3 separate regions of the Homo sapiens genome follow, and regions 1 and 2 are each linked to region 3. Evidence: chromatin loops called from intact Hi-C (ENCODE). Cell type or tissue: Caco-2. All regions are shown on one strand. Links, peaks and the distances in the headings refer to the core of each region. The heading gives the core; the rest is flanking DNA.

Region 1 (10,741 bases), core at 1,902-9,901, 160 kb before region 3:
GGAAAGAACACAAACCATGATGGACATGCTTTTACATAAAAGCACCTCCTAGGCAACTCTGCCCTTCAGGAAGTGTTGCTCACCTAGAAGGCTGGCACTGCTGTGTGAGCGGTGTTTCCTAGTTATGTAGGCTGGCCTGATGAGCTATGTATGGCAGCACTAGCAGGACCTGCTCGAAACGACAGAACTCTCCACAATACTTTGAGAAATGATTCCACATCCTAAAGCCCAAAATCATGAAAATTGTCTCAAAGTTGGGGCTTTTTTCAAAAACTCAGGTCAACCATGCCATTCAGCTGCTCCTTTGTGGGTCCCCTCAGATTCTGTGGGTCCCCTCAGATTCTGTGGGTCCATGTCCACAGGTGACTCGTTCAAAACACTAGTCCCAGGCAGCTCTCAGCAAAGGTGGTGGGGGTTGCACACCTGCTCCAGCACAGAGGCCTCCTGGGGCTCTTGACAGGGCAACAGCTGGGGCTGCATCTCCCTTGACATCTCCTATTTTCAATGGAGAAGCGTCAGGTGACTATGCCCTAAGTGTATGCAGGCCAGGCAGATGTTGGGGTGCCCTTCCATCAAGGTCTGGTGGGGCTTTCTCTGAAAGGATATATGGCTGCTGTCCTGGTCCGTGGAGATGACTTTGTAGTAGCTGCCTTAGAGACGCCTTCATACAAAGGCTGAGCAGTGGGGTCCTTCATATTCTTGTATTAGTTATATCTGCTGAGGAGGAGACAATGTCTGAGGCAAGGACTGTGCCAGAACCTCTGTCTTCTGAAGCACAGATTACTTGGGATTTGGTAATGGCTGACACTTGGGAGTTGTTCTTGTTGCTTTGGTGCTTGTGTTGTGCCGTGTGCTCTAGCTGAGCCTTCTTGGGACATCACTGCCCTATCAGAAGAGATCAGTAGCTCACAGTCTTCCTGAGGTCAGCATTGTTACATGCAAGCTCTGCAGAGTCCTTTTTCTCCAGCTTCATGTGGATGGCTGTGGGATGACCTGTGGGATAGTGCTCCCAGAAGCCCAGCACCATTTCATAGAATTGCATTCCTGGCCCCAGGAGTAAACACTTTTGCAGACTTCTCATCCCAAAGCTGCTGGACTTGAGACCTGGGTTGCTCTGCAGCTGCTTGCTGCTGCATATCTTGCCCAGGGGGCACTTGTGGAGATGAGATCACTATTGCAAAAGGTATATGCCACAGTTGAGAGCATAAGAACTCTCCATTACTTGGGAAACACTGGCCATGATGCTGGAACTGAAGTGAAGGTACCTGTTTCCCTCAATCCTTGTGACTCATACATTAGAACCTGTTCCTGAAAGACTAGCTTCTGCTGGTAATTGAGGCTGCTAGGGATGACATCCCCATTCTGCTGTCCTTGAAATGGTGAGAGAAGCCCTTTTGTTGCTCCTGCTGCCTCTTTACCTGCACACCATGAACACAGTGCAAGAGGGAAGGGCCTTGCATGCTGGCTTTCTTGCATCTCAGGCTTGAGAATACTGACATGCAGAAGGATAAGGAAACATTACATCTAGAAAGGCCACTCTGTCACCTGAATATCCCAAATCCCAGCTTGGTATCCTCTTTAACCCATGGGGCTACAGTTATTTGGGCCATCTTATTTGCTGGGATTCCCCTGTATTACTACAGAAGAGTGGCCAGCTCCACCCAGTAGAACTTCCTGGGCACGAGAGTTCTGCTCGGTGTCATCAGTGGGAGATTCCACCTGTTTTTTCTGGATTAAAAATAGGTGACTTGGGCAGAGGGATCATGGTTTCTTGGCAGTGTAGATCGTATGTGCCTCTAGGTGGTAGTATGGCTCTTGTTTTGAAACCAGTTGTTTGTTACGTAGGACAAGAGACTTCGCTGGCCACTTTTTTTTTGGTTGTAAAATCGGGGTAAGGGTTCTCTGCAAATGACTGAAGTATTAAATGACTGAAATATTCTTAGTTGATTCTTCATAAACTTATGCTTTGGTTTTCCACTTCCTCTTCCCCATCTTTCTTCATTGGGATTATCTTCAGAGATCTTGTGTTCAGATCCTGACTGAGGCTGACAGGCCCACAGGGTTGTTGGGCTTGACTGCTAATCACCACATGCTCATGTGTGTGGCCTAGTGACAATACCTACACATAGCAAAGTTATCCTACTTGTTTAAAGAATTCTGAGCTGCTTCTCTGACGTGTGGAGACACAAGTTGGCTTTCTGCCTCTTGCTCTTACTCCTTGGGAAACCAGACTCACTGTCCGAGACTCAAACTTGGAAAAAGGAGCCTACTGACTCAGAAGTGGATGGACAGGTGTGCACAGGACCTGTGCTCAGCACAAGAAAGTGAGGCTACATTCTGTCAGTGTGTCTTCCCCATCCTTGTGCCAGTGTGCTTACCTCTCACCAGGAGATGAAAATTTCTAGCTGGGCTACAGAGGCGGCGGTCCCAAATCTTTCTCTCCGCCTCCTTGCACCATGTTACATTTACTGCTACTGATGCTTAATGGTGGCTTTGTTGTTCAGTTGTCCAGGAAGTAGATGCTGAGAGAACTAGAAATGCAAAAGACCTAGAATGAAGAGGGAAGCTGTCAGATCATAATGTGAATCAGCCAGTCCTGCCAGTCCAGTAGGGAGCACGAGAGCAGGATTCACTCAGGAATTCCACATGAGGTAGAAATGGCTCGACTCAGTTTGGCTTGGGGCCATCCCAAGAATAACAGCAAAGAGCTTGGAGCCCTTGGGTAACCACACTCCGCAGCTGGACAGCAAGTCTGATGAAATGGCTGACAGGTTGGCATGGTTGTCAGTTGATGGGCAGCTATGATTTTCAAATCCTAAACTGCAGCTGCAGTTGGTCTGGAAGGACCATAAGATTATCTGTTTTCCTAATGTCAGTCCTCAGAGTCCCTCACACTTGGCCAATACTTGTCAAAGTTGCTTGTTTCAAAGGTGACCAAACAACCACCTAATGTCTGAGCCCCTGCTGGCCTGTCCTTATCAGGCAATGTTTGCTGTAATGGCCTAGCTACTCCTGACCCATCAGGCATTGGGGGCACCAAGAAATGGCCCAGTGTAGCAGCAGTTCCTGCTCACCTTCCGGCAAAAGGAGCCAAACATGACCTGGCAGTGTAGTTGGGTCCTCTGGAAGTATCTGGAGCTACACTGTCTAGGTCTGCTTTGGACCTACGTTTGGGAAGTAAATGCCTTCTAAACTCACTATCCGGGGTCATTGTGGGTAATAAGGGAGAAGCATCAGAGAACAGTTGTTGGTTTAAAGTAGGTACTGCAACTGGAGTGCATTGTGCTTGTCATAGGTTGTTTCCTGGCAGCAAACTGTCTCTTGAAACTGCTGGTAAACTGAGGCAGGCTACGGAAGAGGCTCTTGCAAGCCTGACTGTTCGCTCCTTTGAACCAGGCTGAGACTACTTCCGTGGGTGGTTTGTGGTGGGGTAGTTGAGCGCTTGGGGAAGGACACTTTAAGCCAACACTAAGTTTGTATAAAATATTCAGATTAAAACCCATGAAGAGAGAAAGGAGGCAGGATGGGGCTGAAGTCAGACTGGGACGTAAGACTTGTCAGTCTTGCTGAGCCTGGTGGAGAGGGTCCAGAGCATACAAAAAAGGCATTCCTGTACTCCAGCCAGTGGACCCTCTCCCTTAAACCTTCTGTGCTGACCTCATTACAAAGTATCTCCTTGATCTATATTTAAATTTCTGTCTTTAAGTTTTTAGATTGGCACACAATGTGAATGGACGAATTCTGTAATGTGTTCTAGGTGGTTCATGGTATAGGCTTAAGACACCAATTGTGCAATGTGAAAAGTCACACGGTGACACACGTGTCCTCTTGGGAAGACCAGGTGGACCTTGGACTTTACACAACTAAGTTTATAACAACCAGTCTAACACCAATGTGTACTAGCAAACCCAGGGGACTTCTGCCTACTTCCATACTGGAGGAGCCAAGTGGGTTGTTTGACTTTCTACAGCGATCTGAGAATGAAATAATTGGGTATGTGAAGTCAATTTGTGTTCCCTAGAGGCAGACTTGTAGATGGAAATTGTTTAAGGTGTTAGGTTTACTGGTGAAGTGAGCTCTCACACCTGAAAGCAAACTGGAACAGGGTGGAATGCAAACTGTTTGTTTTGGAAAAGAAGCTTAAATGAGGCCATAATCTCTGGAGCCAGAGTAGCTTCCACAGCTAGCCTTGAATATTACCTGGCTGGGCTTTTGTGTACTCCTCACACTCCTAGCCATTGGAAGTGGCCACATCCAGGGATGTGGCATAACATTGGCTCAAGAAACTTTGCATTACGACGAGGGCTGTTGTCCGCAGAAGAATGTTGAAACTTCTAGCCCAGGTATCGGGTGTAGCATAGTACCCAGCTCCTTGGAAAGGGAAGGGTGTACTGCCTGTCTTCTGAAAAGGGCAGATCCTGAGACCTTTATCTGGGGACCTGTCCTTGAACTGCTGAGGTTTCCCATGCATCCTAGCAGGGCTTTGAGTTCCTCAATTCTAGGACCATGGATCCACCTACCAAGGGAAGCTCAGGTGATGAGCTGCAGGGTGGGAAAGGAGGCTCCTAGGTGACCCTGGACTTGGCTTCACCATCATTGTGAGATTGACAGCTGGTGGAGCTGGTTGTGTGTACTGAAGGTTGGGTGGGGGTGGTGTTCAAGGGGCTTCCCTGAGTGACTACTTGGGACCTTTATCATGTTTTAGATGCCCTCAATCTTGCTAGTGCTCCATTCTTCACTTAGGGGGGACTAGCTGTGAGCCCCCACCTGTATTGCCACAGCCTAAGTGACATCAGATGAACTGGGAAGTGGTGCTGTGGACTGGCCACACTCCAGGGCCTTGTACTTGCTTATTATAAACTTGGCTTCTTTCCTGGGGACTAGGCTACAGTAGCTGGTGGTCCCCCTCCCCCGCTCATTTTGGGGAAGATTCTCTCTACCTGATGTGTTTCAGAAGAATGCCTCAAACTCCTGTTCTTAAGCAGTTGCTAAAATCTACCTTCATTTAGTCTGAGTCCAGGTGATTTGGGAGATAGAACTGGAAAACATGAGCACGGCCTCACCCCCAAGTCAATGTTGGTGATCTGTGCATGCCCCCAAAGAGCTCAGTGGCCTTTTCTTGGGCCTCAAGCCATAAGAATAAGCCAAGTGGCCCATCTCTAAGCCAGCAGTCCCTCTAGGCATGTGGCATAACCTGTTGTCTATGCTCGGGTTGGGAACTTCTATGCTTGGTGTTCCCCAAGCCCTTTCGCATTACTTGCAGGATGTGTCTGTGCATCCTGTATTCTGGCTGGAAGGCGTGTGCAAGTGCAGCCAGCCAGGAATAAGGTAGAGGAGGAAATACTGTATAGGTGTCTCGCTGTGTTGCAAGAAACCGCTGGGCAGGGATGGGTTGTGAGGGTCAAAATCCCCCCTGTGGAAGACAGCTGAGTGGATGTCTCTTAGGAACACTGGAGGGCCATTGGGTTTCTCCACAGGGGAGATGATGTATGCCTGCTGCCAAATGACTACTTCCAATTCTCAGTGTGGAGAGTCAGGGTAGCTTGGGTCAGGCAAGGAGCATTCCCTGGGGAGCAGACTGCCTGCCTCCTAGAACACATCTCCTAAACTGAGCTCCTAGGGCTTATGATACTGCCTTTTTTCCTCTTGATTTGGGACATCCTTTTCCTATTATGGCCTGGGACTGGGACCGGGACCGGCACCACAGTCATAGTGTGTGGGATACAGCCCACTGTGGGTCTGAATGACCTCTGTGCCTTCCTGTAGGCTGCTATCGGGTCACATGTAGCCTGTCTGGGCAGAGGCTGAGAAGCTGCTCTGATGCTGCTTGCAGGTGAGTCCTTGGAGGACTGAGTTCCTGCTCCCTCTCCATGACCCATGTATGGCTGGCTATCATCCCAGGGGGCTTTCTACGTTCCAACATACCTTCAAGAATCTTGCTACATACTTCATTCAGTTTTACCTGTGGATATAACTTTATCTACTAAGACTTTAAACTACATATTAACCTTAAAAAAAAAAAAAAACTGTATGGCTTATAGTGGGCAGTTTACCTTGGCTGAACACATCTTTAAAACAATTAGGAAATGTGGAAAATTTGACGTTAATACCTAATTGGCACATATATTCAATTCACTGAAAGAAGTTTGCAATAAGGCCTCAAATTCAATGGCAAGAAACTTCTACACTTCATAGTTGGGCAAACACCTAAATTCATTGCCTGAATGACTTCCTGAACATCCTCTGGATATTAAACTCAATTCCTGGTTGGTGTCTTGGGAAAAGACAATTGGACAAGAACATGTCTGAGGAAGAAATGGGTATTATCACTGAAATTCTGACCAACAGCCAGTTGGGGGCAGGGGTGAGCAGCGAACCACAAATCCCCTGCTTCCCAAGCTTTCTTTTCACCTCGTCTTTGAGGATTCTTCTCCAAAACTAGTGTCTGTATCATGATGGTTACAAACCTTCCTACTCCACCTCTCCTCCCAGTTTGTCTTCAGTAAAAGCAAAAATTCCCTACTAATAAAGTTGGATACTCATTGACCCAGGACAAGTGAAAAAGATCCACGGCAAGGCTGTAAGTCTAGGAAGCACAGACTAAACTTAGCTGGATACATTATGGTACAGCTTTATGTCAAATCTAAATTTAAAAACGATCCAATTCAACTAAAATGGTGCAAAATTATGCTTGCACATTGTGAATATGGTTCCTTAAATTCATCAGGTAACTTAAAACTCAATTTGAGTGGGAAGCAACCTTAAAAGCTTTAAAAAGCAGAAAAAAACCCACAACTCAGTAGAAAATAAAGTGCCTTGTGTGTTTATCCTGGAGACAAACCATAAAGGCCTCAGGTTATTGAACTCAAATATCCTGAAAAATGTTTTTTGGGAAAGAATTTTAAGTAGGGGAGTTGATGCTGTTTTGTGCAATGGGGCTGAGCTCTGTGCCCACTGAGTTGGCATAGTGGTGATGTTCTTAGTCACGTTCATCAGGGCTCTCTGAAATTCATAACATGTAAACATGCTAGTCTGTAAGTTGTCCTCGTGCTTAGATGAAACTGTAAATGCTCTGGAAGGCAAAGGGAGCTTTTCTCATTGGTCGACCATTGTTCCAGTACTGCATTAAACTGCTCTGGTCAGAAGTTGTCAGTGATGCTATAAATGAGCTTTCCATTCCAGTGCAAGGGAATTGACCAGTGAGGTAGGTTTTGTGTAACTTTGCACTTGCAGGACACATTTAGTCACCAGTCACTCCATTCCTTGTTAGGATCAGAAATACAAGCGGGAGAAGCTGAAACCAGTTAACAGCTGGTAGATCTAGAAGCATTAGGCCAAGTGGGATACATCTTTCCAATATACGGAATATCTTGCATAGGTCAAAAAGGCATAATTGAGATGCTTGTTAGCAACTTTTCAAGTTTGGTGTTGAGCATTTTGAGTTTGCTTTTTAACTAAAGTTTTCAACGGCATCATGCACAGTATCAACTTCTCTAGCCAACTGATCTCAATTCCTTGATATTTAGCATGTCACAGCTTTCATGACTAGGGATTGTTTTTGTCTGCTTTTCATCTCATTCATGAAAGCCTGAGTGTCAAATACTCAAACTGCTTCCACCCTAGTTCCTTCTTCAGATATAGCCAATGACAAAGCAGGAGCAATGACGTTGAAAGAATCCTCCAAGAGCCTTGGATTCCTGTAGTCTTGGTCCCTTCATGGAGTTGCTTTGGGATCCAGGGACATCTTGAATGTTAGTCTGAGTGCCGCTGCAGGTGTTGTCTTTGTCTATCAATTTCTGGGAAGGAGAATTAAAGGACTCTGTCTTAACACTTACACTTGAAGTCTACAACTAGAGTGAAGCAGTTCTTATGGCAGTATTCTGAGAAATTCAGTACAGGAGCAAACGGCTATTTCTTCTCTCAACTCCTTTACAATGGTCAGCTGAGGAAGTTCCCAGCTGAGAGCTGCTGAAGTCATGTCTAGAAGAGTAGACACCTGGGAGTATGACTTGTTCTACTTATTAACTAGAATCAATGGTAACTTGTGAAATGTTTCCATCTTCAAACCGAGGCTCTGTATCTCAACCTATGAAGCAGCAGGCACTGCTGTGGGGGGCGGGGGTGTGTCTTAAGTTGACATCTGCCACCCACTGGTGTGTGCTTGGCCTGTTAAGGTATGAAGACCGGACTTCAGAGGTCAGCACCATGGAATCGACTGAGGCTTTGTCGTTAAGTGCCATAGATATGCCCTTCTTCCTGATGTTCTATACCTACGGGAGGCTTTTCATCAAGACCTCACTTAACACACTAGAGGCACAACGTAGCACCTTCAAGGTATGGGGGTGAAATTGGAGGCAGGAAGCAAAAATAAACTGTTGCCTCCTGGCTTTCCTGGAACTCAGGTGTGTCCAACATGAAACGGGAGATGAGTGAACCCAGACACCTCTGTCTGCAGGGATACTTCTCCCGTGGATCCCACACCACCCAACTCCATAGGCCTCTTGTGGCGATTGCACTGCCTCTGGTGTCCTGGCCCTGGTTGTGATTCTATCCCCACAAGGCCAGCAAAGTCTGAGGTGAAAGTTGTCACCACGATTGTATAAATCCTCTTGAGAGAAGCAGGCTCTTCCAGGGCAGGCAGTTCCTCTGAGGAAGATGAATCTGCTCTGAATTTCACAGGGATGTTTCCCTTGTCCACTTCAGACAACCTTTGTGATGTCTGGATTCCAGTCTCAGCTCTGCTGGGAGCATCCTTTTGATGTGGGTAGGCAAAGGTGCAGATATGTATGCCTCTAACTTTTGGCCTTTGCTCAGCTCTAATAGTTGGCACTGGGCCTACAGAATGTCCTGGTGAAGCAGGTTAACCGGTGGTGGTTTTTGATGGTAATCGGTGAGCTTGGTATACTGAGGCTTTGGTCAGTTACTGCGCTCTGCCCTCTTTGGGTGGAGTGTTGTCACCTATAACAGACCTTCTGTTTGGTCTCCTTTGCTGGCGTTCCTGGTAACATGGTTATGCCTGGGGAATTAGAAGCCTGCTGTCCCTCTTCAGTTCCTACTGATGGTTGTTCAAACATGGGATTATCTTCCTCGATCTCTCTGAAGGTTCCACTCCTTGCCTCCTGACTTCTCCATACTCAAGTGGAGGTTGATCCAAGAGTCTTTTCTACCTCCCAATGCTGGTTGGCATTTCTGTAAGCGTCCTGAAACCCCCAGGTATTGTCCACCACCTAGATGTTAAGGCATAAGGTAGAAACTCTAAGGCAAAACTCAGATGTATCCCTGACATCTCTGCTGGTGCAGGAAGGCCTGCCATGGGGAAGATGGCAGTGTAAGGCAACTGGCCTGGAGTCCAGTCAGCAGAGACCTGCCACTGGCTGTGGGTTGATCAAGTGTCCTTCAGTGTCCCAGACTGCCAAAGACCAGCTTGGTTGTGGAGACCCTAACCCAGTGGCACTAGAGGAATTAAAGACAGAGACACAGGAATGAAGTGGGAATCAAAGAGCTGACAGCCTTCAGAGCTTGAGAGTCAGTCTGACCCATACATTTGACAAAGTCAGTGATAAGCATAGTTTCTACATATTACAGACTAGCTAAAAGCATTCCTTATGGGAAAGAAAGCATTCTTAGTGAGGAGCAGAGAAACAGGCCCTGGCTGATTATCTGCAGCAAAAGCATGTTAAGGCACCGGCAGCTCCTGCTATTGTTTGTGGTTTGAGTAGTTTTCCTGCTCTGGGTGGGCCAGGTTTTCCTAGCGCTGCTCCAGTAAACCAACCTTTAGCAGTGTGTGTGATAGCCATCATGAGCATGTCACATTGCTGCAGAAATCCTGTTTATGGCCAGTTTAACGCCTGTTTATGACAGGGTTAGGGCTTGCTACCAGCAAGGCCCCCTTTTCCTTTTTGTAAAGCGATAAAGGCATAGGCAGCTTTGTCATGGTGGGCTACTTCTCGCAAGATTCGGGATCCGCATCTGTAGGCTACAGACTACACAGATTAAAAGCACAGTCATAGAAATCAGAGTCTCCAAGTGTCTTGATCCATTTTAATGGGTTAATAGCTGCTAATCCATCTGCAGCTCCTTCAAGCACTGGCATTAGCGTCAGATGTTCCTGAGAGGCTTCTGAAACACTTGTTCCTTCAGTTTTGCAATATCTGAAGAAAATATCCAGTATGACCTTTTAAATGTTAACTTTTTCCCACTCATGCTGTTTCATTTCACAGATGAGGAGTAACGTAAAAAGAAGTACTCCAGTCACATTGTAACTGTACTCTATATTCTAACTACTCAATCTCCTAGCCACATTAGTTTGTTGGAGATCTCATTGATGTGATTAGCTAGTTCGTGGTCTATTTGGGAACTCCACAGCAAAGTAGAATTTTCTACCAATTATTTACATAGTCTGCTGTTTGTACTGTGTAATGCAAAGCAACTCCAGCTACTGTGGCAGCAGCTGTGACAACCTTTTGAAGAATTTTAGTAACAATATGCACAGGAGAGGCTTCCCAAGGACAGGAAAGCTTTACGGGTATCCATACTCCTCCTCGGGCTCTTACCACTAAAATAGAATGATCAGTATTATACAAGGAAGAATTAACACAAGAAAACTACATTCCTGACAAGTTACATGATTAGGGAGATCAAGTTTTAAAAAACCCACTCTACCAACAGGAAAGGCAGATGGACACAACTCTGTATCCGGACTGAATCGTTAGGCCAATTCTACTATGTAATTAGGATTATA
Region 2 (10,741 bases), core at 1,197-9,196, 110 kb before region 3:
ACCTGTAGGATTGTATGATGCTTGGGAGGTTCAGGATGCAGGCAGCATGTTCTTAACAACAGTCCTTGCCCTTTACAGAGCAGACAGGTGAGTGAGGCTCTCTAAAGAGCAACTGTTTGCCATGAGGAGGTAAATAGTTGACTTAACCCCTGCAAGATATGAATTGATCCATACCACAGAATGGTTTCCTTAACTCCCTAATGTCCTTGTGTTATATTACCCTAATCTGTGTGACATTGTAGAAATGTGGATGGTGTTAATGTCACTTGCCGTTCTAATGCTGTTTCTCGGACTTGGTATCTCCTTAGTTTACCTGATCTGTTGCTTGATACTTGAGTTAAAGCAACCCTAATCCTAGCAGAAAAACCAACTTAGAGGTGAAAGTTAAGGATTTTTAATGGTAGGTTTGTGAATTTCCCTCTAAGGGAAGATACAGAACTTTTCTGCCTATTTCATATTTAACCCTTGATTACAGATCCTAGGTAGGCTGGGCTGGATGGGAAAAAGAGGTCCTGTGGTGTTTGGGGCAGCTGGTCATTGGATTTCTGCCAGCAGAGATGTGTTCTTGGCTGCGGGTTCATTAAGGGTCCTGCAAAGTCCCAAAGAGAGCACAGGGGCAAGAGGGTGGGATGGGGGCAGCAAGGGGTCCTACCTGGGTCCTGGCTGATCTGGAGTGATGGGGACTGGGATGTGAGGTCCACTTGCCAGGATTAGATGCTTCAGACTTGTGAAGGGAGACAGGATGGGGAAGGGGACCTTCCTTGGCCAACCTGTCAGTGGGTAAGGCTGAATCACTAAAATCACTGGACAAATGTCTCATGATCAAAACGAATGTTGGCAACTTTATTTTTCCAATAAAGCTTGAATATTAGGTGCAATAGTGATAGGTTTTCTGGTCATAGAATGATCTAAAGAGAATCATAACACTTTCAATTCTCTCTGCATCTTAAGTCTTCTGTTCTCTTTATTACTTGGACTTGGGCCGTGGTTGAAACCCAAGAATCCTCCTGTTAGGTGCCTATTTTGGGGAAAAAGGTCTAGGCTTATCTGTTAGTGGTGTCTGGGTAGCTACTTGCCCCCAAGAACAATAATACAGATAAGGGATGTAGACTGGGAAATAGACCCTGCTGTCGATCTTTGAGGAGTTGTGATAGTGCACGGTGAGCCCTGTGACATGAAGCTGTTCTTGCCATGGTGGGCTAGTGTCAGAGGACCAGGGGATACTTCTGGGCTTATCACACTCGCAGGGCATTGATAGGCTTCTATCTTTGTTGGTGTCCTTATCCTTTGTGACCTGTCCCTTGATAGAGAAAGTTGTATAAATTCCTCCATTTAAAAATAAATGATGCTTTAATTTCTCATGACCTGTAATGCTTCAGGGACTAAGGTTCTCATGGCTGATCTGAGTGAACTCGACGTACAGCCCAGCCTTTCTGAGCTGAAGAGACAGTCATTTGATAAGAGTGCACTTGGAGGTGATACCCCATCACCCCCAGGAGACTGGGTCCAGAAGTCTTCAGCTTCCTCTGACAGTGGAAGTGTGTATGATGGGCCCTCTGGGCACCACGGTGTCTGCTGGGCAAGCACTGGAGTGGCCACAACAAAAGTCCTTGAGCTGTGCTTGGCATCTTCCTCTGCTCATGTGAGGCCTCTTGATGACTCCGTTTCCTGGCAATGTCTCCTGTTTTTCCTAGGCCACAATGACCTTGAACGCTCCACCTTTTTATTTGTCAATAAAATGTTTATCTCTGCTTTCACCCAAGGTTTTGAAACCTTTGGGTGTGCCAGCTCTCCTGAAGTTTAAAGGCAATCTTCAGCATGAGGAACACAACATGAAGTTTCAGGGGGATGATGGCAGGCATAACCCTGGGTAGATGGGAGTGTTAATCTTAGAGAGTGGACTTATTTGTAACTAGAGCAGTGTATCATTCTAACTGAATTCAAGCCTACATCCTTCATAAATACCACTGGGGTTGAGTCACACATGATAGGGTAGTTACTATGGGATTGGTCTGTGAAAGCTGAGACCCTGAAGATGAGGGAGTTAGACCCCAGCTTGTGTGCTCACATGGAGAAGAGACCTTTGTCAGTTGATCGTTTGTTGCATGAAACATGACTCGAACGTTTCCTCTGTGTGAACACTCACTGCCAGGAAAGGTCTGGGTACTTCAGTGACTTTGTAGCTCGTATTGGTATGTGTGCAAGCCAGACTTGAAAGGGGAAGGCTGCTTCCCTACTCATGTCTAAGATGAAGTATACAACTTAAGCAGGCATCTAGAAGTGGAAAAAACATTGTTCAACCTGGTTATAGTGTCCAAAATGCTCTTGTCTTCTGCCACAAAGAGCCTGAAAGGACTTTTATCATGGGGAAGATGCCCATTTGTGTAGAAATATTTCTGGTGGTCACTAAGGACCCCATTTTCTCTAGCCATTAAGCTCTACACAACCCCAAATCTTCAGGAACTTGTGTTAATGCATTTTTCTCAGCGACAGAGCTCACAGTAGATGATTGTTTTTTCACTTTGAAGCATATCCCATATATATATATATATATAATATATATATTTTAGGTATTAGAATATATAGATCAGTGGGAAATGCCAATGAAACTGTCATGGTGAATGTCCAACTTCCTTAAATCTCTAATCTGACATTGTTACCATGGTCCAACAATTTTTGGGAAGCTGATCTTAGGGGACCCACCAATGCCTACCACAATTCTGACTTGGTGTAGTTGAAGAATATATCCTTGTTTAACTGAGTGGATCTGCTTTACATTAACTTGATCTAGAACCTGAAATCTCTATGCAGAAAGGCATATTCTGAGTCTTCGGTAGATATCAGAAGGCACCCTAACAACTGCAGTTTGACTTCAAACTCTTCAGAATATCTGGAGTCACCTGTAGAAACTAGGACTGTTTTTCGCAGGAGAGCGATGAGCTCTTGGTGCTTGTAGTGGAGTCTACAAATGCTGACATCCCTTTCGTCCAGAACTTTAACATCACTTCATTTCCATGCGTCCACGGGATGCACGGGAATGAGTTAACCTGGAGCAAAATAGAATGGAGAGCCCTCATGCAGCGACTTGTGGGGTCGGTGCAGAGAGCATCTGTGAGATGCAAGATCATAGTGTTGACCTTTCTCCTACAGATTTCTGAGCTGGGGCCAGGTGTTGGGGGCAGTGTTGGTGCTTCGTGACTCCTTGCTTCCTGTTTCCTTGAAATTCCCTAGTAATCTGGTAAAGGGGCATATGAAATCGTGAAGGTCCTTGTTGATGTCAATTCTGAGGTGGATGGCAAGCATGAATTGAGGCAAAGGTGAGGTTTCATGTCATGGATGACACAAGCTTACCAAAGAACAGGAGATGGAGACCTCAGTCCCACAGGTTTAGCAGTGTTAGAAACATTCCAAGCAGCCTTAATGCCATGGTCAGATGACCAAAGAAAGTGGTGGATGGTTCTCCATCACCAGCATCATTTGAGTGATGGCTCTTTCAGTCTTCTGCCAGGGTTGGAGAAAAGGATGCCATGTCTGGAAAACTTTCTTCTTCATCCCCCAGTGTCCTCAGTCCTGGGACATGGAGGCAGCTGGCCACCGAGGCTTAGCTGTCCACTCCTGCTTTGACATGTCTTCTCAAAATAGTACCAGCCTATGAGGCCTTAGTTGCTTGAGGTCAATCCTTTGTGCTGGCCACATTACAAAGCCTCTGCTTTTTGAGGCCAACATGGAAATTTCTCATTCCCTCTTGAAACAAAAGTACCTAGGACCCAGGATGACAATAAGAACTCATTTTATAACATGTTCTAGATTAACTGCACTGGCTTAAAGGACATAAATCATTCAGTGTACAAAGAAACTCACAGGATGACCCGGGGTGTCTCATAGGGAAGGCTATGAGTAGTCCCTGGAACTTCCTCAGTTTAGTGATTATCAGCTGAATCATCTCTAGCTGCCAATAATTGAATCATTGGTTCATCCTGGTGAACTTAGGACTTATACTAGTTCTCATATTCTTGTAGGATCAAGAATCTTTGATTTCCTGTATCACTTGTAACTCGGATTAAATGTTTGTGAAAAGCTAAGTGTCTTAGTTTGTGTTTGAGAGATGCAGACTGACACAGGCATTAGATTTACTGCTGAGTGGGCTTGGGAACTGCATGGGAAAGGAAGAAAATAAAGCATGGTTGAGAAGGGGGAGGTGAAATTGTGGGGCTGTTGCAGTAGAAGATTTGACCAACCCACAAGAAGTTCTTTAGCTAGGGTGGCCTCTAGAGCTATTAATTGACCTACCTGGCTGGCGTTTTTATTCCTTGATGAAGCCTTTGAATGTGGTTTCCCCATGGAAGTGGCATGAAATAATAGGCTGAAAATAGCTTCCATTGGAACAAAGCCATCCCCAGAGAAGGAGGCATATCTTGGAGCTTGCAGTCCAGGCATCGTCAGTGGCACAGTGTGGCACCCATCTCTGGAAGGAGGTGTTTCCTGTGTTTTTCTAGGAACAGGAAAATCCTGGCCGTGACCTTTCCCTGGGGATCTGTTGTCATCCTCATCATCTGAGGTTTCTGTTGCATCCCAGCAGACTCTGAATTCCTCAATTTCAGTACCACAGATACCTAATGGGAGAAAATGCCCCCAATATTTCAACGTAGGTTCTATTTTCCATAAGTGTCAGCCAGCTGAGAAATACAGTACAAAGAGGAATTTTACAGCTGGGCTGCTGGGGTGACGTCACATATCCGTAGTACTGTGATGCCTGCCTGAGTCTCAGACCAGCAAGTTTTTTATTAAGGGTTGCAAAAGGGGAGGGGGTGTAAGAACAGTAGGTACAAAGATCACATGCTTCAAAGAGGAAAAAGCAGAACCACTGATAAAGGGTCTAACAAAGATCACATGCTTCTGAGGGAACAAGGCAAAGGGCAAAAGCAGAACCACTGATAAGGGTCTATGTTCAGCGGTGCACGTATTGTCTTGATAAACATCTTAACAGAAAACAGGGTTTGAGAGCGGAAAACCAGTCTGACCAAAAATTTACCAGGGTTGAGTTTTCCCAACTCCAGTAAGCCTGAGTGTTCTGCAGGAGACCAGGGCATATCTCAGTCCTTATCTCAACTGTACAAGACAGACATTCCCAGAGTAGCCATTCACAGACCTCCACCCAGGGACACTTTCTTTTCCCAGAGAATTAATATTCCTTGCTGGGAAAAGAATTTAGGCATATGTTTACTACTTGTACGTCCATTTATAGGCCCTCTGCAAAAAGAAAAATAGGGCTCTTTGCCCAACCCTGCAGGCAGTCAGACTTTATGGTTGTCTTCCCGTGTTCCACAAAAATCACTATTTTTCAAGGTGCACTGATTTCATTGTTCAAACAAGTTTTACAATCAATTTGTACAGTTAACACAATTATCACAGTGGTCCTGAGGTGACGTACATCCTCAGCTTATGAAGAAAACAGGATTAAGAGATTAAAGACAGTCATAAGAAATTACAAGTGTTATTTGAGAACTGATGAATGTCCATATTAAGGTGAAATCTTCACAATTTGTTCCTCTGCCACAGCCAGTCCCTCTGTTCAGGGTCCCTGACTTCCCATAACAGATACCTACCAAGGGAAGCTCAGTTTATGAGCTGCAGGTTTGGACAAAGGCCCAACCGTGTATGACTGTGGACTTGGTTCTGCTGTCCATACGAGATGGTGAACAGCTGGCAGCAATGGAGCTGGTTCCCCTCAGGGGTTCCCCTGAGTGATATTCTTGGGAACTCTTGTTTCCATGGATACTCTGAATCTTTTGTGCCCTAATCTTTATCTGGGGACTCTAGGTATGTGAATCCAATCTCCTACTGCCACATTCGAAGTGATTACATATAGGCAACTTGGTGGTAAACCAGTGGATCAGCCAAATCCCAGGGACATAAAACTGCAGACTAGACATTGCTTTTTCCCTTGACTATCCCACAATAGCTAGTGTTTATAGAATTGAAAAATTACTCTTCCTGCCTCGTGTGTTCTAGAGTAGCCTGATACACTGTCTCATCCTTAATAATGTCTTGTAAAGAAAGTGCCTAGAATTCTTTGTGTCTGTGGTCTTGGGAGATGGCTGATGTAACTGGAAAATCAGCATGCCCTCACATCCAACTCATCAATTCTCACAACCCACATTTTCTCTGAACAGCTTAGTGGTCTTCATTTGGGCTTCAAGGTATAAGAATGAGCTATATAGGCCCGTCTCTAATCAAGTAATTCATCTGCAGATACAAATGTCCTAAGACCTCTTCCTGCTTGTCCTTGCCATGGTCAGGAATTTCTGTACTTGTTATGGGATGTTCCTCTTATTCTGAGATTGCTAGTAACAGGTGTACATCTACCCTAAGCCCTGGCTAGAAGGAGTTGTCCATTCTTGCTTATGGGAGAGGTAGCCCTGGTGGCCAGGCTGGCTTGTATATAGGTGTCAGCTTGGAAATTGGTCATAGATCTGCTAAAATCTGAGCTATTTGATCAGGGTATATCCTTGACAAACTAAGTTTTAGAAATGTCTTCTCTTCCAGGAAGACATGGCCATGGTGAGCATTGCCCTTAAGGCCATGGTTTTTTGGTTTCCTTCCTTCTAGTCAATAAATACTTGAGAATCACTATGTGCCTGGCTTTTGCTATAGTTATTCATGGTATTTTAGGTAGAATAAATACTTATGCAAGGGAATCTAAGTGGAGGAGGGAGTTTGTTCAAGTTTGCTTGGGGTAGTCTCCTGCAGAGCTCTGTGGTTACTCCCCTACAGGATGGGCTCTTCCCCATTATCCTGCTGTGTGTTGTGCACGCCTTCTAGCCAGCTTAGCTGCCTGTAAAATAGTCTGAACCTCATTAGGTGTCAGTGTGACATTGTCACCAAGTTTTAGATTATTTGCCCCAAGCAATGCTCCTGTAATCCTGGGCTATGTTGACCAGTGTAGTTCCACTTGGGACACTTCCAGTTGTGAATGTGTCTTGCCTATAGAACTGGCAAGTTACCAGCCACATGGGGACAGCTGAGCTGTCTCCTGCCATAGAGGTACCTAGACCCAGTGTTCTTGGCCTCTGTAAAGGGAAGGAGTTAAATTAACAATTGCAATTGAAACAAAGATCTGAGTCTTTTTTCATGGGTGCCCTGGTCTAATGAAGCTTAGTTTGAATTTACTCCTTTGGCTTTCATCAGGCTGTTCTGCTTCTAATTTGAGTAAAATATGCATGGTGAACAGAGCTTAGCACAGAAAAGGAACCTGGATGGGACCACAGAGCTATAGTTCTGGGGTTTGGGTCTTGTACCCAATGGTCATGTCTGACTTTCAGTGGGAAAAATGATTGGCTTGTTCCTTTCCTGCTTCTAGCTTTCTAAAATCATTAAAACTATGCCCCCGGAGGGAAGAAACAGAAGCCAAGTTGTCTTCACTGTGTACGAATATATTCTTAACCAGCAATGCGTGTGTGAGAAAGTTGTTTGGGGATACTTTGCAGAGAGGTGAAAGATGACTTAGCTCTGAGAACAAGCTCTAACAATGAAGGTAGGGCTTGTTCATCTTGATGTGCTTGTATGTCGTGAAAATGCCTATCTTAAAGGTCTCACCCGTGCTGTTGGAGGTTGTCTCCTTGTGCATCAAATTATATGCCTCCACATGGCATTGTTCTGCCTGAGACTTCTCACCCTAGTGATTACTAGAAGTCTTCATTTCTTACCAACTTCAGGGTGGATGGGAAAGACCAATTTTCTTAATCTCGATGGGACTCTAGTACCATCTTTTTATCAAAAGCAAGATAAAACTTTCTTTTACTTAAATCTGGATAGAAGGCTGGTATAACATTCTGTAGTAAAGGAGACCCTGACTTTTCTGTGGTTCACCATAAGGAGCTTCTATTCCCAAGATCATGCCATGATCCAAGATAGTTCCCTGACCCTTCTACAGGCACATCCCTTATGCTTGGCCAATGAGAAGTTTATCTTTGAATAGTTAAGTGCAGTTTTCCTAGTGAGTTGTCTCTAATCCTGAGCTTTCACAGGAATTCTAATTCCTGTGGTCTCTGGTGGGAAACATATAAAGGTACTGAACAGGATGAACTTGCTGTGAATGCAACTGTGCTGCCCTGGATGGGACTGTGTGGATATCTCTTGCACAGAGAGCTAAGAACGAGTATTAACTTGAAGCATATTGCTATACTTTTTTCACCCTCAGACTATTGAGACAAGCTGTGGAAGGGCCAATGAGTTTTGCCACCCATCCCCTACCTCTAAAATGGGCAAATCAGTGTCTTCATGAAGGAAGGAAGCTTAAAGCACTTAATGTAAGTACAATCCTGAATCACATACATGGATCCCTGGAAACAATTGAGTTGCACACCCACCCCTCTGACTGGCTTCCCCTTGGGATAGACATTGGTGAGCAAGAGCTTAGACTCTCACCAGCTGGTCACCTCCAGGGTTCACAGTCTGAGAAACTGAATCGAGTCATTTTCATCTGTCCTACAGAAGGGCTGCAAATGGGGTCTGGGGTGGCATCTTGGAGGCATCTGTGGAAGGTTCCATAGCTAGAGGCATCCTGTCTTCTGGTCCAAGCTTTCTGGCAGTGTATGGCAGACTCAACAGTTGGATAGGTTCTAGTGTTTACAGCAGTTTAGAGGAAATGTAGGCACACATTTCTGCAGGAAGAAAGCTCAGCCTATTCTGAAAGATGAATGCCCTTCCCCACAACTCCCAGGGTCTGAGGTGCTTCCTTTCCTATGTTCCTGGGGTTTTGTTTTCCAGCCACTGCCACAAAATCAGGATGTCCCATTCCAGTAGATCTACTTCACATCTTACCCCCTCCTCTGTATCCCCAAATATTTGTCTTCTAAAGAGCCAGATCTAAGGAACAAAAGCGTTTTCACAAAACCTAACCAACATTGAGTCTGAATCCTCTAGGTCTGCTCTTGCCCAGGTTGCCAGCCAGAGGGTAAGTCAACCAGGTTTTCTTAGGGTTGCTGCTAGAAAGTTCAATGTGTCATTCCCAGGGTTGGGCTGGGCAGAAACCTGAATTTGCACAGCAGGTTGGTTTTTGGTCCCAAAGGTCTGTGTAATACCATACCCGTCTTATCATTGTCCAGTAAGCTCCCAAGACAAGGTGGTATGGCCCCTCTCCGAAGGCAGCTGTACTTACTGATTTAACAGCTTTACTATGCAGTGTGGACCAGGAGGAAATAAGTGGAGTTGGCCTGCCAGGTCGCTGTTGAAGAGCTTCTGCTGAAAGGGGTATATCACCTTCAGACTGCAAGTAGCCTGGAAAGCTGAACGTCTGACGCTGACCAGTTTCAAGAGCCACGGCTGGAGTTGGGAGATATGTAACAAAGTCAACAGACAAGCCTGAGAAGACTTCAGGAGTTCCCAAGTTATCTGTCAGGAATGTGTTAGGGAGGCCATCCATGCTTCATGGGATATATGCATTTGTCTCACAGCTTTGGGCAGGAATTGTAACATGGCATGCAGGTCTAGGCTCAGCATCAGAAAACAGGTTCCATTAGCAGTTCAATTCCATTTGGTCTGATCAGAAGAGACCATCACCATGGATATTTGCATGAGTTATCCACGTAGTTCACTCACTCTCTGCAACCAGTATCCACAGTACATGGGCAGGTTTGTCTGGAAGAACCTCAAGGGTCCCATTCCAAGATACTGGAGGCCCAGAATCAGCTTAGAAAGTTATTTTCCCTTTTCTGGTCAAGTGAGGTAGAGTGCCAGCTTGTACAAATGGTCTGAACACACCACAGCACAGCTCAGCTTCAGGTAGGGCAGCGGCGGCAATTGTTAGGGTGATGGTGATATTACTAAAATAAGACAAATACTCTAGTGCCATCAAATGATCACAAACCACCAAGAACAAATACTAAGGCAGCATTCAGTGCTGCATGGAAGACTTAGTGTTCCGTGTTCCCGGCATTACCCAGCCCTAGGGAGAAGGATGATTCTTCTCTTTACTGCTATCCAGGCTGGAGAGCATCTCATGTCTATATCAAACTTCTCTCCTTTCTTCCAATGCTTGCTTGATGATTCTTCTACATAGATGTGCTCATGCCAATTTGTGTTCTTTTGTAATGGTTGGACTTGAAACTGTGTTCTCCAACCATCCACTTCCCCACCCAGTTTAATCAATTACTAGGGAACTTCCAGGCACGATGAATTGTGGTGCAGAGGTGGAGACATCTGGCCTCAGTATCCCAGATGGATCCCACAAGGGTCTATGAGGACCTGTGTGGCAGACCTGAAAGTAGTCCAAGTTGCCACTCACCACCCCACAGCCCAGGATTGACAGATCTGGTGCCTGTGTTGCTGGTGAGGCCTGCAGAGGCTCCTGCCTTAAGGCTTGGGTCCTGGTTTGGGCTTATATCGAGTTATTTAACCAGCTTAATGATACCCTCTTAAGTTGACCAATAACTCTGAACGAGTGTTTGGGTTGTTCCCTTTTCTTAACTCCTTACCCAAGAGCCATCAGTAGGATGGTCTTGAGTGTGGGTCATTGGGGAAATGGCATAGGCTTTCCCGTATGCATACAGAGCTGCTTCCTATTTAGCTTGGTGCAGGTTCCACCCATATACTGGGAGTCCCTGAACCTGAGAGGGGGGTGATCTGGATGTTTCCAGAAGTCTTAATACCTACTCTGTAGCTTGTTTGTTAAAACCTAAGTGGCTAAAATCTAAGCCATAGATTAATTGACTCTAGGTGTGACTAGAACACCTGCCTGTCC
Region 3 (10,741 bases), core at 849-8,848:
CTATCTCTGGGTTCCTACCTGTATTCGAAAGGATGCATGATCCTGCGTGGCTGGCACCATCCATCAGGGACAATAGGCTTTCAGGGGTAGGCACTGCTGAGGGACAATGCTTGAAAATGGACATGACCTTTCCTTCACAGCTCTTGGCTCATGGTTGTGATACTGGGCCCTGCCTGCATCTCTGAGAAAAAAGTTTCTCCAGCTTGATCCTGTACGATGGGGCCTTTTGGCGCCATATTTGGTTAGGTTTTTAGGTCTATTCTCAGTTCCCTTTTCAGGCCTTTTTCAATTGATGATTCTCAGAGTCGGAGAGATGGTTTGGACAGCTTATCAGGATCTGAGCAAATAGCATGAGTGAGGCTGCTTCTGTGTCTTACCCAGAGATTTGCTTCTAATCCCAACGTTCCAGTGGAATGTGGTCTCTCCCATAACAGTTGAAATTCTTTGACCACTTTTCGTTGGAAATTTTTGAACAATGTGCATTTCTTTGAATTGAAGTTCTTTAGTATAAAAGGGGAGACGGTGATGGCCTGGGGTGCTTTTTCTTATACATTTAAGGGGTACAGTGCAATTTTGTTACTGGTATAGTGATAACCTGTGCTTCTAGGGTATCCATCTCCCTAGTAATGTGCATAGTATCCATTAGTTTTTCATGATCCACTCCCATTACCCCTTGACCCATCACCCATGACCCTTCTGAGTCTCCAATGTCTGTAATTGCACACCCTATGTCCATATGTACACATTATGTAGCTCCCATTTACAAGCGAGAACAGGTATTTGACTTGCTGTTTCTCAGTTGTTTCACTTAAGATAATGGCCTCCTAGAGTGCTCTTGCTGGGAGGTTTTAATTTTGTATTCATTTGGTTCCCTGGGCCACCTGTATATCTTACACCTACTTCCTGCGATTTCAGACAATCTTGATAAGAACATTGAAAAAATGGATTAATTGAATGGAGTTCATAATATGCACTTCCCCTAGAGACTGTAAAACAAGTCCCACCTTTATTCTTGATAGAAATAATTGGGCATTTTCAAATGGATGAATCATGCCAGTAGAAGAATAGTTAAGATTCTTATCTGAAGTGAGACCCAAGTATCTGCATATGGATATCCTAAATTCAGATACTGAGACCTATGTTTGAGGTAGAAAGGCTTGTGAAAGTGACTCCAGGAAACATGGAGGAGTAATGAAGACAGGGTAGGAAGAGCAGCCAGAACTGGGAGAGCATTGAAGAGGTCACCTCTATGCTGTGTGCAACTCAGTCTCCCTGGGAATCCTCTAAAAACCCACATGGAAAATGATGTCCCAGAATCTCATTCCTAGGATTGCCTACCACATCCAACCTACATCTTTAAGGGTAGTATTCTTTTTGTACTGCAGACGTGTACCTTGGTGCTTGAGGCTGATGTGCCTTGGGTGATTTTAGAGAGCCAGTACAGTGAGAATTTTGATAGACTCAGCAGTTCTACCTGAAGCATGATATATATTTTGGCAACTAAACTATCCTGCTTCAATAACGAGTGGTAACCCACGTTGGGATCTTATTAGGGCCAGGTGAGGCTTGGGGCTAAGAGCCAGCCTGATGGCACCTCCTCAGGGTCCTGCTGAGTGTTGCCCAGCATCCAGTGAGCAGCTCTACACTGGCAGGTGCTTCTGAGGTTTCATCCTGAATGTTCTCATTCTTCCAGGCTGCTTCATCTATGCAGGATAATTCCACAGCGTGGGGCCAGGAATCTAGCACCGATCCAGAGACTGAGTCCACTGTAAGGATAACTCACTGCAAGCTGCCGGTGCTGTGAGGCCTGTACCTAACCCCAGCCTCTAACCTTCAGCTTCATTTGGGCTGGAAGTGGCCATTTGTGGTGAGAGCTGAAAACAACACCCTTCCTTTATGACTGGACGAGGAGCAGCTGCCTTGTCAGTGTCACTAGGGCTGGTCCACTGCTTATCTAAGGTTAAGGAGAACTAAAAATGGGATGTCCTGCACATCTGGACCTCATGGACTCTAGAGGAAAGCCAGACACTCCTTTCATGCCTGGAGACTGTTGTGACTTCAGTGTTACTTATTTGACCCATGCTCACATGGAGTGGCTATCTGATTCTGTTTCTTCCCCACAGACTGTTGAGCAGAACACATTTTCCTGAGTGATTTTTCACCTTGAAAGGAACAAGTAGTTCCATCCAGTGATTTAAACCTGCTCTGGCAGTTTCTCAGAAAGGTCAATGATAGATGCGACAGCTTAAACTCACCCAGAGGTGGTGAAGGACTGAGCGCAGAATGCGTGGTGCTGGAAACCTTTGCTTTTCTTACGGCTTGTGCAAACCATTGAAACGTGCTGTTCCGCAAATTCTGGGTGCAGTGCTGATTGCGGTCATGTCAGCAGCTTTGCTGCACAAGAAAGGCTCAGTAGTCTTGAATCCAAGAATCCTGTTTCTGACTCCATGCCCATCACCAGGGTGTGAAAGTGCTTGGCTGTCTGGTTCCTGGGGCCCAAGAGTGAACCAAAGGGCTCTCTTGATGTGGAAGCAGCTGCTGGTCTTGCTTTCCAGGTCTTAGCTATTTTCAGGTTCTGGGTAAGTGTTTCACAGAGCCTGGAAGGTGGCTGCCACAGGGGAGGGTGGAGGAAGCTTGGAGCAGTGTGTCAGGACAACTATCCTGTGTGCTGGGTGAGGAATGTTCTGCCTCATGGGAGCTATGCTGACTTTACAGATCATGGACAGCAGGGACCTCGTGGCCCACTCTGAAAGGGGATTCTCTCTAGGATGGAGAATTTAAGCACCCAGTTATCTAAGTCCACCTAGTTAGGAAAGAATGCCGTTTTTAAGATGTCTGACTTGGATTTGAAACAATCTGCATATTATATATTTCTACCTTAGCTGGTGGTAGAATCTAGTGTGGAAATGGCCTGGGCCTAGAGCAAACTTGGAAATTTTGATTTAGCTTCCGTCGTTGAAAATCTGTTCTCTTTTGTTTGAATCTGTATCTTTTAAGGCATTTCTGTTTGACACATTTGACAAATAAATGGCTACTCTAAATTTTTCCAATATCTCTACCCTGGAATGCTAAGATTCATTACAATTTTCTTTGCCTGCCTTTCTTGATCCAGGGTTGCCAGAGAAACAGATCTGAGGGCTCCTATATAAAATACAAGGAAAAACAAAGACGATTCTGGATTTCCATGAATGTTGAAACTAAATTTGACAGGTGCTATATTTTGTATGGTGTTGCAAATGACTTAGGAGCTCAAATCAACTTTCTTACAGTTTTAGAAATCAGAAGTTTGAAATAGGTTTCATTTAGAGAAAACAAAGTTGTTAGCAAGGTTGTATTTCTTTCTGGCTGCTTCAGAGATCACTTTCCTCACTTTAGACCCCATATAAAACATGACTTGTGGCTTCTTAGTTAATCCTCAGTCAGGACCTTCATTGGTGTTGAGTCAGCACCATGCTCTGATTTTTTTCTTCTGACTCTTGCCTCCAATTCTCAGTCTTCCTCTTTATCATGTTAAGCTAAGATTACCCTGGGTTTGGCCAGGGGGCCCACTGTCAGCAAGGTGATTAAAGTCAGCTGACTACAACCCAATGCCTTGGGTCCTAATTCACCCTTGCTGTGTAGCATGTATTCACAGGTTCCAAGGATGGGGACATGGGTATTAGAGGACTGTCTCTGGCCGCTTTCCTTGGTACTTCACCTGGAAGTGATGCCGTGAACACCAGAGGACAATGGTGAATCCGTGAGTGGGTGGCAATAGCAGCTTCTAGTGGGATAGGATTGAGCTGGTCACTTAGCGGTGACCAAGGCTCAATCCTGATGGGGGGGAACCTGCAGGAGCCATGAATACTGCATGCAGAATATCTGTCTTGGGGCTAAGAGTCTGTTACCCACCAACTCTGTTGAAGCTTCCCCTTGACCTAGGGTAACACTTTCCCCTGAGCTACTGAGCTATGACTCTCCATGAAAACCATGGACCCAGAGGGTGAGGGTGTGGCCTGGAGCAGCCCAGTCATTCAAGTAGAATGGGATACAACCTGGGTCTCCCCGTTTTTTAAATATCTCAGGATGCAGAAAGTGAGAAAGGTTAACTTGTTCGATGAATGACTTGTCTTTAAATCTCATACTTTCTCCCCCCACAGAAAATAGGTGAGATTATATAAATAGAGCTAAACCTTCATCTACCTCCTGTTGTGTGTCATGTTGCCAATGTGACAACTGCTGTAGAAATGTGCAAAACTCATTGGGGGTATAATGCAGGTTATCGGTTAGACTGCCACATGGAGCATATTGTATGTCACCTATTGCTTTTCATTGCCACATACCATACCTTGTTTGAGAACAAATACGATCTAAACTGTTACATTTTCTTAAGATGTGCTTTTGTCCTGTATTTGAGCTTCTAAGAACAGTTGGCATCCCATTTGAATTAGAGCAACTACAGCTCTAGTTGTGAAGAATTTTTCTCCTCATCCAACATCGTAGATTTTTCTGCTCCCTCAGATTGTGACCCCAGCCAAACAGAACTCTGACTTCCAAGTAAAATTTGGGGGACTGAGAAGGAAGAATGAACTGATGTGCACCCCTTCTCTTGCCTGCAGTTCTTGGCAGGCCTAAGCCACGTCCCTGAATTTCCCATACTCGATGCTGTCTGCCCTTGGAAGCTGCTGGCTAATGTTTGGTTTTAACTGTGCTACCCTCTGCAGGTGGCTTTTTACTTCAATTACCTCAGCCTCTCCACGCAGCCTAGGTTGTCCTTTGACCCTTGTATGACTGACACTGCTGTTCTGTCTGTGCACAATGATGGTCATTGTCAAATGAGTATTTGGAATGTTCCTGGTCAGGTTGCTCACCACTGATCACCTCTGCTGGAGATTTGCTCTGCTTTACACACAGGGAGGTTCCACTGGATGTGGATGGCATGGGCACTGGCTCCAGGCGTGGGCCTGGCTCACTGCAGTCTGTTCCCCTGGGCTCTAGGTCTGTGGTGTTCAGACTTCTCTGTCATGGGCTCCTTTTGCTGTGTTGTGGGGTGGAGGTTATGAGGCCAGAAAAATACCCATGCTGCAGGACTGGCAGTCCCATCTCAATGTTTCCCTCCTCCTGATGACGGCAGGCTGAGCCCCCCTGGTCTTGGCAATGTGTCCTCGTTATGTACCAGCTGATGCCCTTCAACCTATTCACCCCAAGAAAGAAGAGGTATCTGGCTAGCCAGGGAAACTTGGCTTCATGTTTTTCTAGGATGCCAAATCAAGGTCCCTAGAGTTGTAGCCTCAGGACAAGTGTCACACAGTGTGTGGTGTGGCAGGTCCGTTCCCCTTGTGATGCCTTTTGTAAAAGTGGATGGAGAGACGACTTAAACTTGTTCTATCTGCAAGTCCATCATACAGCCCCACAAGTGCAGAGTCCTGCCAAGATGCCAAAATGAGCTGTTAGATGCACCTGGATTCTGGGAGTGGCATGGCATGCTTCAGTGCTGACCAGACCAAACTAAAACCCTGCATATTCTAACTTATGGTGCTCACAAAAGCCAATTGTAGGTAGTCCGGAATTCTCAACTTAATCTGGATTAAGATTATATTGTGTTTGGTAAGGATGATGTAGTCATAAATACCCTACATCAGTAATGCAGAGAACTGTTCAATTCACCACTGCTGTTCTTCGTGGTGATGTCTGTAAGTCACACAATTGGATGAGCTGTCTGAGCGGGGGAGGGGGTCTATAGATGAAGCTCATGTCTTGGGTTGTGGAGGGCACCCTGAACCCAAATGCCTAAAAGTCCTGTACCTCTCAGCTTGCATTTTGGAGTCGAGGTGAAGTATATTTGATATAAGACAATACTCTATCTCCTTATCCTCCTGTTAGCCTTGGTATTTTCCTCTAATCATCACGAAGTCTCCAGGTGATCTTCTGCCATTCATTCCAGTATTTGTCAGGTTTATGATACACTGTATGCTGGCTGCACATTTTCACCTGTGTTAAGACTTCAGGGTGCTCCTTTGTTTGTCTAATGTCTGCTCCCTTATCTTGAAAGGTATCAATTCTATGTAAGTCAGTTTCTTTACCTTATTTTTAACAATTCTCTGTTGAGTAAAGCTTAAAGGGACGGTGCCCTTTAAATGACTAGGACTTTATAGTTCTATGTCTTACTGTTGCTACACAACAGTGTCCTCTTGGTAGGAAACGTCTATCAAGGATCACTTTTGTACTCTAACTGGCTTGAGGCAGGAGAAACGGCGTTTGCAGGCAGGTAACTTAAAGTAATTTATGCTAAATTGAGGAAAAACGCCAAGGTCGTGGGGGCAGGGAACCTGAGTTCAATCTGTGCTGACTTCCCAAAGCTACATCAAAAGGAAAACATCTGGGTCTGGGGTCAGGGAACCTAGGTCCCATTAACCACTTCCTAAAGCTAAACCCAAGGGAAAACCCCATCTCCCCCACAAGAGTAGCAAAGGATCCAAGGCTATTCTCCCTCTATCTTCCCCTGTCCACCACGTGGCAGAGGAAAGGAAGTGTGTGTACTGGCTTGGATGCAGGTTATGCAGGGACCATCTGTTTATCTGCAGAGGGTGCCAGTTCACCTCAGTCCTTAATTAGCCATGGACCAAATCCTTTATCCAGATAAGGGGTAACAGATGGGGACCTCAAAAGGAGAACTTAAAACCCAGAGAACTTTGTAACCCGGCTCTTGTGCCACTTGCTGAGGCCCACTCCCACCCCATGGATGCTTTCTCACTTTGATATTGGCTTTTGCTGCATCGTTTGTGTTTCATTCCTTTGTTACTTTGCTTCTGTGTTGTGTTAAAAACGCCAAGGACCTGGACAGTTCACTCAAGGCCCTCCTTCCAGTGTAACAGGCTGAGGGGACATTGACCAAGGTTGAAGGTTTTGACATACATCTGTGTTTTCTCCGAAGCTGTTAGGATTCAGGTACTGCTCCTGAAATTTTCGTCAAGCCATCTGAACACTAGAAGCTTGGGGTTGGATGTTCCCTGTAGTTTCTCTGGATGCCATTGGCACCAATAAAAGTTGTTACAGACAGGGGACAAATGGGATGATGGTCATTGTGGACAATGCTGTGCCTTCTCTGGGCACCCAGGACGACTCTGGTGGAAAGGCGTTGATCTCTGGAACCTTTACAGTCCCACATGATTGCACTGCTGTGGTGACCCGACCCTGTCCCCAAACTGACAGCCAGCTCTGTATCACCGTATTGTAGGTGGGGGAGGCAGCTGTTGGTCATGTCTTGCAGGTATTCTCTCTGATCTGGCTTTTTCTCAGAGATCCTTTCCTGCTGCTGCTGGGTCACAGCCCCCCTGAAGGTTGGCTACAGTAAGCAAGCAGCAAGAAGGCTGCCCCTTAGAAGGAATTAGTGTATTGTCTGAGTGGCTGACCCTGAAAGAAGCATTGTTGGGCAGCAGAGCTGCAAGAAGATGCAGGTCCACTCATCCTTGATGCTGAGAAACAGCTCTGTGAACCTAGGGAGCTCCCAGGCTGGGGATTCTGAGGACTCAGGCATCTTGGTTACTCTGCCAGTGATGCTGGCAAGGATGCAGCCAGGGGACCCACTGAGGTGTGTTGGTCCTTGGGGATAAGTCTGAGTCCAGGGTGCTCTGTGGTGAGTACTTCCTGCTCCAGAGGTGAGGCCGATGGAACCTGGACAGCTATGCAGAGGAGGATAGCAAGCTGCTCATCTCCATAGGGACTGATTTTTGAACTTGTATCTTCTTCCTGGTCTGTAGTAGGTATTCCATATCTTCCTTCCTTAGGAAAGAGCAGTGAGCCTGTTTGTGTCAGGTTGGGCTCAGTTGATGATAAAATGGCCCAGACTTGATGATAGCCTCCCATTGGGGACTTCAACATAAAGTTGTTCTGACTTGATTTTCTACATGGATACCTGCTGGCACCTCATTGGTCCTGCAACAATTGGGGCAGGTTCAACTAGGTTCACCCTGGATTTTCATCTTCCTCACAACCTCACTTATTCTTGGATCCTATTTCTGGTGACTGTTGATCTTGATGTTCTGGCACATTGAGGGTGAAACTAAGTCATCTCCTGCTATAGGGTAAGAAAGTCCCACAGGGAAAACTAACTGGAAGTTGGGTCCTGCCCCATCTTGGTCTCTGAAATCTGTTTTTCAGTAGCAGACAAGAGTCCTATTTCTTAGTTTAAAGCTGGCAAAGGAATGGGCCTTTGGGACCTTTCAGCAGGAAGTAGGAGAGCAAGGAGCACATCCCCAGTTCCTACACAGAGGCAGGAATCTACATCCGCAGAATAATGTAGGTCTTACTGCCCAAAACAGGTTTGTTTTTTGGTTTTTGCTTATTTTTTGTTTGAGACAGTCTTGCTCTGCCACCCAGGCTGGAGTGCCTTTGCACAATATCGGCTGTCTGCAACCTCCACCTCCTGGGTTCAAACAATTCTTGTGCCTCAGCCTCCCAAGTAGCTGGGAGTGCAGGTGCATGCCACCATGACCAGCTATTTTTTTTAATTTTATTTTATTATTATTATACTTTAAGTTTTAGGGTACATGTGCACAATGTGCAGGTTAGTTACATATGTATACATGTGCCATGCTGGCGTGCTGCACCCATTAACTCGTCATTTAAGAGAGTCTTGCTCTGTCGCCCAGGCTGGGGTACAGTGGCTTGATCTCGGCTCACTGTAAGCTCTGCCTCCCGGGCTCATGCCATTCTTCTGCCTCAGCCTCCCAAGTAGCTGGGACTATAGGCACCCACCACCAGGGTTTCACCATGTTGGCCAGGCTGGTCTTGAACTCCTGACTTTAGGTGATCCGCCCACCTCAGCCTCCCAAAGTACTGGGATTACAGGTGTGAGCCACCGTGCCCAGCCTCAAAACAGTTTCCTGAATATTCCTATCAGAGGAGTCCATGGGAAGCAGATCCATGTTGGACTCTGAACACAGCTGGTTTTCATTGTTTCTACCAGTCTTGAGCATCTGGGGACTTCTTCCTAGGAGATGTGGCTGTGTTGGGAGAAGTGAGCTGAAGTCATCGTGTCTTGCATCATCCCTTGGGCTTGTAGATGTAGCCTTAGAGTTCAAACTCTGTACATTACCTGGCATATGACCTTGGCTGTTGGACCCCCCAACTAGTGAGAGATCTCTTAAGTCTCTTGTGTGACTCATGCACTAAAAAGAGCTGTCGTGGAATTGAATACCTTCTTGGGTGCTCCTCTATCTCTGACACTTGGGACTCTGAAGGAACATTTCCTGAAAAGCTTAACCACTCATGCAGGGAAAAGTTAGCACTAGTGATGTTTCTCCTCTTTACATGGATTCAGCTGCTCTTCCGTACCTTTCTCACCCTACCTTCTAATTATCATTGAAGGTACCTTGGTGACATAACTACAGCCTTAAAAGGACCCTCCCCTCAGTCTAGGGAGGATTTTGTGCTTTCATTTCATGTGAACAGTTTGCTGCTGCTTGAAATCCCTTGGTCAAAGAGAGCTGATGACCATTCCTCCTTGCCCATCTTGCATGAATATGACATCAATGATGAAAGAATGATCTCTTTGCAGAAGACTGAGATGAATTTCTGCCTTTGAGGACAAGAATCTTACATGAAAGTAGTGATGAAGGTCCTGTTTCTCCCCACAAAGTCTAAGTGTGTGGTTTCCTTCCTAGTTGGATGTCCTTTAGTAGCTGGTAGTGATTTCAGGTCCCAACCTGAGCGCTGAAGGTCATACTTGCTTTCCATTTAAAGTGTTTCAACACATTGAGTTGATATCTACAGTTTTTCAGCAGGTACAAGGGTTAAAGGGTATAGTCTAGGAAGAAAATTCTTCAATGAAACAAACCTGTTTCACTCAATATACCTACAACCCACAGAAAATTTCATGCACTAAAGAGAGCTGTAGTGGAATTGAACAACCCCTTGGGGGTTCCCTTATTTCTCATTGCCACTTGGGACTCTGGAAGGAAACTTCGTGGAAAGGTTAACCACTCCCACAAGGAAAAGATGGTCCTAGTGACAAGTTACTTATCTGTATCTCCACACAGGAGACTTAAGTGGTCTCTCACTAATGTAGTGGGATTGAACACCCCCTTGAGTGCTCTTCACATACATCTGCCCTGGACAGGCTGATTCAGGAATGGACCTACAGCAGGAGGCAGCCTGAGGATGGGAGGGGCTGCTAAGAGAAGTCTGTATTTCCAAAACTTAAGAGAGCACATGGGTCCCCATGATTCATAAGTGAATAACGTTGATTTCTCTACCTCCCAATTAGCTGGATCCATCTCTATGTACTGTCCTGGGGTGGAAAGGTACTAGGTTAAGTATCATCTGACCTTTAGATCTTTGTTCTTTGATTCTACTGCTTGTGACTAGTCCAGTTTTAAACCCTCAGAATAAGATGAGTACCTTTGCCTTGTATTGCAAGGGATTAATTCTAGGACCTTCAAGTGCTTAAGTCTCTTGTATAAAATGGCATGTAACCTGTGCACATAATCCTACATCCTTTAAGCTATCTCTGGATGACTTACAGTCCCTAATACACTTTACATGTTTTGAACATAGTTGCTTCATTTAGGGGATGAGGACGGCATAGTTCCTGTGACGTCAGTGTATTCAGTACAGCCGTAACTATCCTAGACATAAATATGTAGTTAATGTCGGCAACAAGGGGAACAGTTCCTTTATCGACACATACAGACTGTTTTCTTCTAGTGATCTGAGAGTTAACACTGACAAAGGCCCTGGCTGGTCTGTCTTGATAACTTTT

The links. Peaks named below come from ENCODE experiments on the same cell type or tissue, not always from the same donor. Only the 100,000 strongest peaks of a DNase experiment are listed, where the experiment ranks them.
Region 1: a loop joins it to region 3, with 8 times the contacts of the local background. A loop is called at or near these places in 2 of 110 quality-filtered maps.
Region 2: a loop joins it to region 3, with 12 times the contacts of the local background. A loop is called at or near these places in 2 of 110 quality-filtered maps.

The regions. Positions count from the first base shown.
Region 1 is chr4:10,158,668-10,169,408 of GRCh38, forward strand. No RefSeq gene overlaps it. Among named protein-coding and RNA genes, the nearest start is that of WDR1, 47 kb to the left of the region's middle. In Caco-2, for the core only: CTCF peaks have their summits at 1,962 and 6,348 (motif pointing right); DNase peaks (open chromatin) are centred at 3,844 and 6,359.
Region 2 is chr4:10,208,711-10,219,451 of GRCh38, forward strand. No RefSeq gene overlaps it. Among named protein-coding and RNA genes, the nearest start is that of WDR1, 97 kb to the left of the region's middle. In Caco-2, for the core only: no CTCF peak of the experiment used is centred there; a DNase peak (open chromatin) is centred at 4,911.
Region 3 is chr4:10,315,589-10,326,329 of GRCh38, forward strand. No RefSeq gene overlaps it. Among named protein-coding and RNA genes, the nearest start is that of ZNF518B, 140 kb to the right of the region's middle. In Caco-2, for the core only: no CTCF peak of the experiment used is centred there; a DNase peak (open chromatin) is centred at 4,763.